Linked DNA regions of Homo sapiens: all the other regions are linked to region 1. A link is a contact called in ENCODE Hi-C or POLR2A ChIA-PET data. All regions are on one chromosome and are shown on one strand. The core of a region is the stretch at or near the end of the contact, and the rest is flanking DNA. Distances in the headings are between cores, read along the strand shown. Region 1 overlaps TET3 (tet methylcytosine dioxygenase 3). Region 2 overlaps DGUOK (deoxyguanosine kinase). Region 3 overlaps DGUOK-AS1 (DGUOK antisense RNA 1).

Region 1 (3,690 bases), core at 587-3,086:
GCCGTGGGCTGGGGCCACGGCCACGCCGCCGATGTTCTCGTCCAGGAAGTTGTGTTCACTGTCCGACCACAGCTCCTCCTCTTCCTCCTCCGCACCACCACCGCCCTTCTCCTCCTTCACCGCTCCCTTGCTGGGGGGCTCCTCAGCCGGCCCCTCCTCCAGGCTGAAGGGGTCCCACAGCTTCTCCTCTGACTTCAGAGCCCCAAACAGCTTCTCGCTGGATCCCAGGGGCAGACCAAAGGACTGCCAGGCCCTGTCCAGCTGGCTGGCCCCTGCGGCTGGAATCCTGCCCTCCTCTCCTTTCATGGGGTTCCACAGCTTGTCTTGGAACCCAGGACTACCTTTCAGGGCCGAGTTGAAATCCCCTGCCCCCAGCGCCCACGGCTTCTCAGTCAGGCTGGGCCCAGCCAAGGCCGAGGTGCTGTTCCCAAACTTGCAGGGGCTCCACGGTTTGCCTCGCAGCCGTCCTCCAGAGTGGGAAGCTGCCTGCTGCCCCTCACCGGGGAACAGCCCCCACTGGCCATCTGTGAAGTGGGAAGGGGCCAGGCAGCTGGCCCCAAAGGAACTGAGCTTGTCAGGGACGATGGCAGGACTCTCCCCAGACGAGAACACACCCCAGCTGCCACCCACACCGTTAGTCCTCTTGGGGGACATGCTTGGGCCTCCTGAGTACTGTCCCCAAAGGTGACTGGGTCCTCCATTCTGAGACACCTCGGACAGAGGTGTCTTGCCCATCTTGCCAGCGTCTCTGGGCACAGGCTCAGCCTGGGTCAGCGGGTCTACTGGCTCTTGCTTGATGGATCTGTTGTAGCAGTTGGAGCTCTGGGCAAAGGGGGAGGGGTCCCTGGACACTGAGTGGAGTAGGGGGGCCTTGGGAAGCAGATACTCCTTGGGGCCTGGGTACGCAGGCTGCTGGTGGTGAGGAGTGGGGTGGTGGGCGTCTGTGGGAACAGCCTGGCTGGGCAGCTCGGCAAACTCAGCACCACCGTAGGCCGGGCTCAGGCTGTTGTGCAGAGCGTGGAGGTCTGGCTTCTTCTCAAAACTGCCACTGCTGCCACTGTGCCCCCAGGCACCAGGACCCAGGAACTGAGAGGGGAAGACGGGGTTGCTGGATGGAAAGCCATAGTAGCTAAAAGACGGGAGAGCGTACTTGGAGTGGAAGCCATTGACGGAGGTCAGGCTGGGCTGTGCATAGTAGGAGTGGTAGGAGTACACGCTGTTCATGCTGTAAGGGTCGGAGGGCCGGCAGTTGCCCAGCACCGAGTAGCTCTCCACCACCGCGTTGCCGCTGTACTTGAAGGAGCTGAAGTGGTTCTGCGGCTCCACCTTGAGGGAGGGCTTCAGGCCTTGCTGGGACAATCCACCCTTCAGAGACAGGCCTGGGGAAACAGAAGGCAAGATGGCAGAGGGGCAGACAACACCACAGCCTGGAGAGGCCCTGGGTCGGGGACTGGGGATGGACCCTCCCTCTTTCCCAGGGATGTTTCCTCTTTTGGGACAGGCAGGTGAGGTGCTGAGGCATGTCCAGCCCAGAACGGGTCGTACTCCCTGGGCCCTGCTCAGCACAGGCCCCAGCCCCAGCCCCACTGGGGGTGGGAGGAGGCGATCCCTGCTGAGAAGCACCTCATGCGGGGTCCACAGTACCCCCACCGACTCCTCTCTTCACCCTAGAGAACTCCAGAAGTTGTACTGAACCACCACCACCCACTCTGTGCCCAGCCCAGTCGGGATCACTGCAGGGACCAGGGCCAGGAGAATGAGAACTCAGATGCCTGCCAGCAACCGTCTCCGCCCATAAGCCCTGCTGCCCTGGCACACACCCACATGTCCTGAAGTGCTGCTACTCACCTCAGTATCTCAGAGGGGAGCAAACTAGAGCTCAGAGGGGAGCCTCTGATTCTCTGAGGGATGCAAACTAGAGGAGAAACCCAGTGCTTCCCCTCTACCAAGCTCACTTCCACGCAGATAACAAGTCCTGCTGTACTTGCATCCCCACGGCCTCCTATCAGGCTGGCTGTGGCTGCTGCAGATACCCTTCTGACTGACAATTAAGCAGAGGCCCCAGTTCCAGTGTGATGCAGGAGGGTGCGTGGAAGAGCAGGGGCCCCCATGAGGACAGTGCCATTGTGACTCCAAGCGGGCACCCTCCCCCCACACACCTGGGTCCGACGTAATGCCCGCCAGCTCCAGGGCCTCCTGCTTGATCTTCTCCGGAGTGCTCAGCTTCTCCTTCTGAATCTTCTTCTTCTCGGCTGCTGCCTTTCTGGCTTCCAGCTGCCGCTGGCGGCAGGACTTGGCAGGCTCGGGCAGGCGTCGGACCTCGCGGGGGAAGGCGGTGAGCACCTGGATGGCTCCGCTGCCCACCTTTGCATTCTGGTTCTCCTCGCTACCAAACTCATCCGTGTTGGCCATCTTGTACAGGGGGAGAACATGCAGCTGCTCATCCTCGGGAATCTTGCCCACGCAGCGATTGTCTTCCTTGGTCAGGGTGCAGACCTGCCCCAAGCAGTGGGGGAGAGAGGACATGGGGTTGGGGGACCGAGTGCTGGGAGAGAGGGGTCTGAGCACCCAAAACACATGACCTCATCTTTCCCCACACAATCCCAATACCAGCCACTACTACTTCCAAGAGTTTGTGGAAAGCACATTGATCTTGGTTCACGGGGCAACAGTATCACCAGCATTTACAGTCCACTCATCAACTTTCAAGGCACATTATCTCCTATGATCCTAAGAAGGCTGAGAGGAGATGAGATACCTGGCAAGGGGCCTGGCCAGGACCTGGAGGCTTGCTCTGCCCTCTGGCATAGCACTGACGCCACAGCACCACGTTGCCCAGTGAAGCTCAGACCGTCCACCATTATCTTCCTTGTTCTAAACACTCAGCCTCCTTTTGCTCTTAAAATACGTTTCCTTTTGGGAGGCCAAGGCGGGTGGATCACCTGAGGTCAGGAGGTCGAGACTAGCCTGATCAATATGATGAAACCCTGTCTCTACCAAAAATATAAAAATTAGCCTGGCGTGGTGGCATGCGCCTGTAATCCCAGCTACTTGGGAGGCTGAGACAGGAGAATTGCTTGAACCCAGAGATGGAGGTTGCAGTGAGCCAAGATCATGCCACTACACTCCAGCCTGGGCAACAAGAGTGAAACTCCGTCTCAAAAAAAAAAAAAAAGAGTTTCCTTTTTATTATAAACTCTATGTGCTGATTATAGAAAATTTAGGCAAGCAAAAAGGAAACAAAATCTCCCATCCCACCACCCAGAAGTAATCACTTTAAATATCACGGTCACCTAATTGTGTACATACACAAGTACACAATTACTTTTTGCTAATTAAAGGGGGTATTATGCATATGGTCACATAATAGCTTCATTTTTTTCTTAACATAGTATAAATATTTTCCTGTGCATTAAATATTCTCCCCCAATATGATTAGAGCTGTGTAATATTATTCTACTGTATCAATGTGTTAATCTCATTATCAAATATTTCAACTTGTTTCCAATTTTTTTATACCATAAACAATACTTTTTGAAATACCCTTTTAGCTAAATTTTGTAAGATTCTTAATTCCTTAGAATGAATGTTAAGTAGAACTGCCACATACTGCCAGACTACCCTCAAAAATGATTCGGTTTTTCACTCATACCAGCAGAATGTGTTTCAACTTTCCTATATTTTTTCCAC
Region 2 (3,321 bases), core at 128-2,627, 150 kb after region 1:
TATTATTATTATAGCAAGGCCCAAAACAAATAAACAAGTGAATCCAGTATAAATCCACCCACTAAATTTCATACAAGGACTGAGGGCTTCTAAGTCTCCAGGCTACTGAGCCATCCTTTTGTTTAGCTGAGACATGCAGAAGAAATAGTATTTATGTGGTGTCCTCTATGGAGCAGAAAATGCATTTCCTACTAATTTCAGTATTACTAAGAAAGCAGACTCTCCTGCAAAATGCATTATGAGCTCCTGCTTGCTTGCTTCCTCTGCTGCTGAGTTTCTAGTTCAGATAAAAGAAAGCTAAAGCTAAAAATCAAACCAGCTTTGCCCCCTGCTTATTTCTACAACCAAAAGAGCATCTGGTAAACAGGAAATCAGAGCTAAACATAAACCATGGCTTCAGACAAACCAGGGGTCAATCCTGCTTTCAAACCTCAGGCATTTTAATAAAAAACACAATTTGCATCCTAAGCAAGGGACTCCAGTTTCCAAGGCAATGCTCAGCAACTGGCCACTTTGGAGAAAATAAAATTCAGAACCCTTGTGTATGATGGCTCAGGAAAGTACAGACTGCAAGGCTGTGAGTGTCACCACTGAGAGAATACCTTCCAGAATAACATTTCAGGGTCTGATACTGGCTGAAACATTCACTAGCTATGTAACTTCAGGCAAGTCACCTAAATCCTCTCAGCCTGTTATGATGATGTCTTGTAATAATCCTCACAAAGTGCTTAGAAGAGTGACTGGCACATAGTCTTCTAGATATCTTAGTTATTATTATAACTGCTTTTTGTTAGGCTATGAAGAAGCTAACTTAGAAACTCCACAAGTAAACTTTCCCAGTCTGGAATGGTTTAGCCATAGTCTAGTTGATGAGAACAAATAAAAGGGTAACATTTTAAACTCAAAATGTTTTTGAGTTCTTTACAGATAACTAGAAGATGAAATTAAGATCCTATAAAGTGGCCACGCACTGTGGCTCACACCTGTAATCCCAGCACTTTTGGAGGCTGAGGCGGACGGATCACCTGAGGCCAGGAGTTTGAGACCAGCCTGGCCAACATGGTGAAACCCCGTTTCTACTAAAAACACAAAAATTAGCCAGGCATGATGGCGTGTCCCTGTAATCCCAGCTACTCAGGAGACTGAGGCACAAGAATTGCTTGAACCCAGGAGGCGGAGGTTGCAGTGAGCCAAGATTACACCACTGCACTCCAGCCTGGGCGACAGAGCGAGACTCTGTCTTAAAACAAAAAAGGATCTTATAAAGAGAAATTAAAGATTTGCTAATAAGCCCTATGAAAGGGGTTCTTGGCTTTCTTGAGAAAGAGCACTTCCTTTATTTCTTCAAAGCTTGTGGTGGTGATGGGGTGAGGGGCAGAAGGGTGTGGTGCTGAGTGGGAGGGAAGTACTGCAGACTGAATGCAGGGGCTGCAGGACAGAACAGGGCATAAGGATCTAGGAGTCAGGGCCTCTGCTCTAAAACCATATGCTAATGTTTCCTTTAACTCAAACAGAAAAGACTAAGATTTCTTCCTCGCTATAATCAACTCTCCCAGATAACCTGTGTTCCTCCTTTGGAACAAATATCACACACGTGAGCATGTGTTCAGTCCCTGTTAGGCAGGGACTGGGTCTGCCTTATTCACTGCTGCAGCCCCAGGGCCAGCCTTGGTGCTTCAACACAGGAGGCATCCAATAAATCTGTGCAAGTGAACAAAGTCTAAATTACCCTCGGGATTAGAACTTGTGATTAGTTTTCCTTTCTGTCTCGAAAATGCCCTCACTGAAGATAGCACCTGGAATGTTGTATGCCCACAGTGTAATCAATTATTACCTCTTCCTTTACAAGCAAAGGTTAAGATCCATGCAGCTTCTTAATGCATTTCTAATTAACAAAGTGTTTCTACTTCTCTATTTTCCTCTGAGGGTCTCACACACCTACTTCATGAAGCGGCTAGAAATAAAGACTGACTATGTTTCCAAACAACCCATGTGGTTATATGTAATTCAACTTCGGAGTCCGAGAGGCATGGCTTGGGAGAGAAGAGAGGAAAACAGGCAGGTGGGATATCCAACAGCTGAAAAAGAAGTAAAACCTATAGCCCAGCCATTTGTAATTCACATATTTAGCTTTTATAAAAAGTAGGCTCTCTCGGGGTACGTACACAAGGAACGGATAGCCTATAGGGTTTGTTTTACATATCTTCCATGATTTTAGGGTAAAGTCAGAAAAATCACTTGTCATTTACAAATGTATCCTTATTTTTTTTCTTCTAGGAGGCTTTCCGGAAGCACTAAGAAATAGAACTAGTTTGTCTAATTTGGAATTAAAAGAGTAACCAACTGAGTGTCTTCAGCAGTGACAATGAAAATGTACCACTTCCCATTTTGATAATTCAAAGAGCCTTAAGAAAGATCGTTTTGCTTGAAAGCACTATTTCACACTGACACTGGTCATTCATAGGCTTCAGATAAGAAAAACTCCAGCAGTGTCCAGATCAAGCCATCCTGACTTTGTCTCTAGGCGGCTTAACCTCAAGTCACAGCCTGGTCTCTGCAGCAGAGCCAGGCATTCCGGAGCCTGCACGGCCTAGCTCTTCTGGAGCAGATGGGCTCACTTCCCAGGGTGCTGCTAGCTTGCATTCAAAGTGACTTCACATCTCACTCCCTCAGGTGGTCAGGATGATGCCCATCCCTGATCTGACACAGGCACTGATGTCCACTAGACTCTGGCCAGCAAAAAGCCCTCTCACAGAAGAAGGGGTCAAAAAGGGCTAAATCTGAGACAGAAGCCAGTTTCTCAGATGTGCTATTTCTGCCTAAGCATCCTTTCTTGAACAATAAAAAAAAAAGGCTGAAAATATCTCTTATATCATTTTCAGGAACACAAATTTTAATTTCGTCTGCTTTTTTCTTAAAGGGGATAATCAACCACTGAATCATCTGATTTCTTAGAATATACACTGCTACTTAAGTGTCTATTATGTGCCTTTTAGCATGTGATGGTTACATTAGGTGGCTACCAGCTTGCTCCATGCCAGAAAATAAGGAAACATAAGGTAATCAGTAGCAATGTAAGAAATTCAAAGCATTCAGTTGATGAAAAACCCAATTTCCTTTCTTGACATAGATGACAATCTGGTAGAAGTACAACTCTGGACAAATCTGTATAGTGTTGTCTTTAAAAAAGAAGATAATTTTTCAAATTATAATCATCAGTGACCATAGCAGTGCAGGATCTGTGCAAGATCAAACAGGCAGCACTGAGCATGGGGCTTGTGACTGGTGGAGGGCTTGGCATTTTACCTGTCACTGTACACA
Region 3 (3,690 bases), core at 603-3,102, 130 kb after region 1:
TACTCACTGTACTCTGTGCCTGACATACAGACACTCAGTGTGTTCTTGTTGAATGATGAACAGAGCCTGGCTCTACTGGGACCCATAAACTGGCTCCAAAGGCAACTCCGAAGAGGTTTTTGAGCAACGCCAGCCTATTTGGCAATAATAATTTTTAGCCTGTATGTTGATTAGAAGTCAGTCCCTTTCCTTTATAAGTATTCTACATCTATACCTTATGCATTTGATCAAGGAGAAACTGTGGTAGTTCCTTGTACCTTACTGAGGCTAATGCTGGACTTAGTCTTCTAAAGCAAGCACTAATCAGTGACATTGGACAAATCCAGGCATTTTTGGAATTATTTTGCATGCCAACCCAAACCACAGAACATCTGAGCATGTGGTGGGTTAACAAGGACAATGCCTGAAACCCAACTCACTTTTTCACACAATGATTTCAAGATGCTGACATTTGAGGTGTACAGAGTTAAGCAGCTCATAGGCAGGGCAGCAAGCACTGGCTTGAGTGTCAGGACACCCGGGCTATTCCAGCTCTGCTGCTAACTAGCTGTGTCTGCTTGGGAAAAACGTGTCTTACACACTCCCATCTGTACAAACACACCCTTAGTCTTTATTTACGTACCTATACAATGATCTAGCACCATTAAAATCATCATTCTAAACTGAAAAAAGGCAGACAACAGTAGACACCCCACCGGCAAGGTCTGCCCAAGTACTGGGGAGATTTTTGGTGCTGCAAAAACCAGTTTGAGGCCGGGCTCCGTGGCTCACACCTGTAATCCCAGCACTTTGGGAGGCCGAGGCGGGTGGATTGCTTAAGGTCAGGAGTATGAGACCAGCCTGACCGACGTGGTGAAACCCTGTCTCTACTAAAACTACAAAATTAGCCGGGTGTTGTGGCGCATGCCTGTAATCCCAGCTACTCTGGAGGCTGAGGTGGGAGAATCACTTGAACCTGGGAGGAGGAGATTGCAGTGAGCTGAGATCGCACCACTGCACTCCAGCCTGGGTGAGAAAGCGAGACTCCATCTCAAAAAAAAAAAAGCCAACAACAACCACCACCACCACAAAAAAAACCCAGTTTGAGCAGAGAGAAAGTCTCTGCTCTGAAGGAGAAAAAAAGCCAAAGATGAAGCTCACTGCTGCTGGCACTGAAACTGAAGGGAACACGCAGGTCATCTGAGGTCAAGTTCAGGGCATGCAGCCAGCCACCAGGCAGGAAGGAAGCAGAGTGAATGCCTGCCTGCTCTCCCAGCCCTCCACCTTCTGAGCAGAAGTCCCACACCGGTCCCCTTTGCTGGGTCTCCCAAGGGACCTCAGAGACTCCTTCCAGACCCGGGCATTTGGGCTCTGGCCTCAAAGATACAGCCTACGTAGAAATGCTGAAAGAAACAGATAAGACAACAGTGTGAGCAATGGAGGCTTGGCTGGCCTGGCTTGTCTTTGCCAAGCACTCTATTTAAAACATTTGAGCATTTCTTGCCTGCTATTGCCCTCTACTCTAGCCTTGCGGTCTCCCTGCCCAACCCCACCCCCTCACAGGCTCTTTTCTTAGCTCCCTGCCTTTGCTTATGGTGTTTACTCCAAATCACCCTCAACCCAGTCTTGCTCTAAAAATCCTACTTCACTTAATGCCCAGCTAGAATGCCATGTAATCCAGGAAGCTCCTTAGCTGGAAGCAGCACTCATTTTGGTCCACAGTGGTATCACGCTTAGGGGCATGAGGTCTGATCCCACAAGGACCTCGACGCACCCCACCCTTCACCATCACATCCTGTGTGTTCCTTCCTTTGCCCATGCTGCTCCCCTGCTTGGACCGTCCTTCCCACCCTACCTGCCCGAATGGTCCTCACCTCACCCTTCAAGGCTCAGCTCAGCTGTACTTTGTGAAGCACTCACCAGCTCTTTCTTTCTCTCCACTCACATGCACCTACCAGTTCCATTTACTGAGTGGCTACTCTGCCCAGAAGTTTGTCTACAATATTTCTAATTCTTGGTACCACTTGAAAAATAGTTGCAAAATTAGTTTCATTTTCAGATTTAAGGAAAACAGAAGCTCAGAGAGGCAAGTTGTCCAAGTTGCGCTGCTGGTGAGTGGCCCAGCCAGGATTTGGAACCAGATTTGTGTGATGTCTAAACCCAAGTCCTCCATGTACTCCATGCTGCTTATTCATTCATAAGGTGGATATTTTAAGCAGGAGACTGTCAGGACCTTAAAGATGGTCTTCCTTGCTTTCAAAGCAAGGGACCTAAAATATAGAGATGTTCAGTGACTTGCCCAGGGTGATACAGTTTCTCCCAATCCCCTTCTCTGATTCCTCCCATGTGCCAGCGCTGGTGGCCAGGGAACTATCTATCACTGCAGAGGCTGTCCAGTACCAGGTAACGTTTGTCCGGGGTCCCCAGTCGTAAGCCATGGGGCACACACCTGCACTGCAAGCAGGGCCCCAAATTAGGCAAGAGAGAATGTTGCAACAAGCTCAGAGCCACAGGATATATTAGCACAATTGTATACAATGATAAAATCCTAAACAGTGGCTTCAAAGTTTATAGCTTTCTGGCCAGGCATGGTGGTGGCACATGCCTGTAATCCCAGCTACTCGGGAGGCTGAGGCAGTAGAATAGCTTGAAACCAGGAGGTGTAGGTTGCAGTGAGCTGAGATTGCACCACTGCACTCCAGCCTCGGTGACAGAGCAAGGTTCTGTCTCAAAAAAAACAAAACAAAAGTAGTTTACAGCTTTCTCATGTAGAAGTCTGAGGAGAGAGTCCAGGGCTAAAGTTGCAGTTCTGTGAAGTCAGGGCCTGAGGCTTCTTCTGTCTTTTGCAATTCTCTCTTTATGAGGCACTTCATGATTCAAAGTGGCCTCCAGGATCATGGGGGAGGGGGTGGCTCTGAGGGCAGAATCAAAGGGCTCATCATCATCATCTATTTCTACCATCCGTTCTAAGGATCTTACAGTCACGTAATCTAGTCCAGAGTCAGAGAGGCTGCTCAGAGCCCACCTGCAGCTGGCCTGGGTCTTAGCGAGTACGTAGCTAAGTATGTTAGCAAGTATGTTGCTCGCAGCATGGAGGGGTAAGGGTGTGGGAGGTGTTTCATTGCTTAGTGCAAGGGGTCTTTCTCAGGCTCAGCCTGCGTCCCTTTTTCTTCTTTCTTCCTGCTTTCCATTTGTCCAGTATCTATTGAATTACCCACTCCCATGTGCCAGGCACTGGAGATACAAAGTGGGATAAGACATAAGCCATGCTCTAATAAAGAGACAAAGAGATGATTTTAGACCAGGCATGGTGGCTCACACCTGTAATCCTAGCACTTTGGGAGGCTGAGGCGAGTGGATCACCTGAGGTCAGGAGTTTGAGACCAGCCTGGCCAACATGGCAAAACCCCATCTCTACTAAAAATACAAAAATTAGGCGGGCATGGTGGCGGGCACCTGTAATCCCAGCTACTCTGGAAGCTAAGGCAGAAGAATCACTTGAACCCAGGGGGTGGAGGTTGTACTAAGTCGAGATCACACCACTTCACCACTCCAGCCTGGGCGATGAGTGAGATGCCGTCTCAAAAAAAAAAAAAAAAAAAAAAAAAAGACAGAGAGAGATGATTTTAATACTATGTGTAAGAAAAACAGATAAATGCAAAAGGCATTTGACAGGAGCTCGAAGGGAGGTGCCTGACACAGCCAGGGTAG

Evidence for each region. A loop is a pair of places that touch in the nucleus more often than their neighbours do. ChIA-PET counts read pairs that join two places held with the same protein, here RNA polymerase II (POLR2A). Pooled maps may share reads with other maps.
Region 2: a loop to region 1 is called in a map of posterior vena cava, with 29 times the contacts of the local background. The contact joins two enhancer-like sites. A Hi-C loop is called at or near these places in 2 of 168 maps with a recorded cell type or tissue (posterior vena cava and sigmoid colon) and 5 of 50 pooled maps. POLR2A ChIA-PET finds 5 or more read pairs at or near these places in 4 of 52 experiments (AG04449, activated T-cell, activated naive CD4-positive, alpha-beta T cell and 1 more).
Region 3: a loop to region 1 is called in a map of testis, with 2.2 times the contacts of the local background. The contact joins two enhancer-like sites. A Hi-C loop is called at or near these places in 1 of 168 maps with a recorded cell type or tissue (testis). POLR2A ChIA-PET finds 5 or more read pairs at or near these places in 5 of 52 experiments (AG04450, K562, activated T-cell and 2 more).

What each region holds. Positions count from the first base shown.
Region 1 is chr2:74,098,082-74,101,771 of GRCh38, reverse strand. It overlaps TET3 (tet methylcytosine dioxygenase 3), which reads right to left. Exons shown (of 12, transcript NM_001287491.2): 11 at 2,160-2,496; 12 at 1-1,379. Among named protein-coding and RNA genes, the nearest start is that of BOLA3, 48 kb to the left of the region's middle. RefSeq lists an enhancer at 1,823-2,322. Within about 2 kb of position 1,836, at least 4 of the 41 ENCODE cell types and tissues checked have a DNase peak (open chromatin) inside an H3K27ac peak, as active enhancers do.
Region 2 is chr2:73,946,892-73,950,212 of GRCh38, reverse strand. DGUOK (deoxyguanosine kinase) reads right to left here. Exons shown (of 7, transcript NM_080916.3): 3 at 3,307-3,321. Among named protein-coding and RNA genes, the nearest start is that of DGUOK, 22 kb to the right of the region's middle. Within about 2 kb of position 1,377, at least 4 of the 41 ENCODE cell types and tissues checked have a DNase peak (open chromatin) inside an H3K27ac peak, as active enhancers do.
Region 3 is chr2:73,968,698-73,972,387 of GRCh38, reverse strand. All of the region lies in intron 1 of DGUOK-AS1 (DGUOK antisense RNA 1), which reads left to right. Among named protein-coding and RNA genes, the nearest start is that of DGUOK-AS1, 11 kb to the left of the region's middle. RefSeq lists an enhancer at 1,177-1,346. Within about 2 kb of position 1,852, at least 21 of the 41 ENCODE cell types and tissues checked have a DNase peak (open chromatin) inside an H3K27ac peak, as active enhancers do.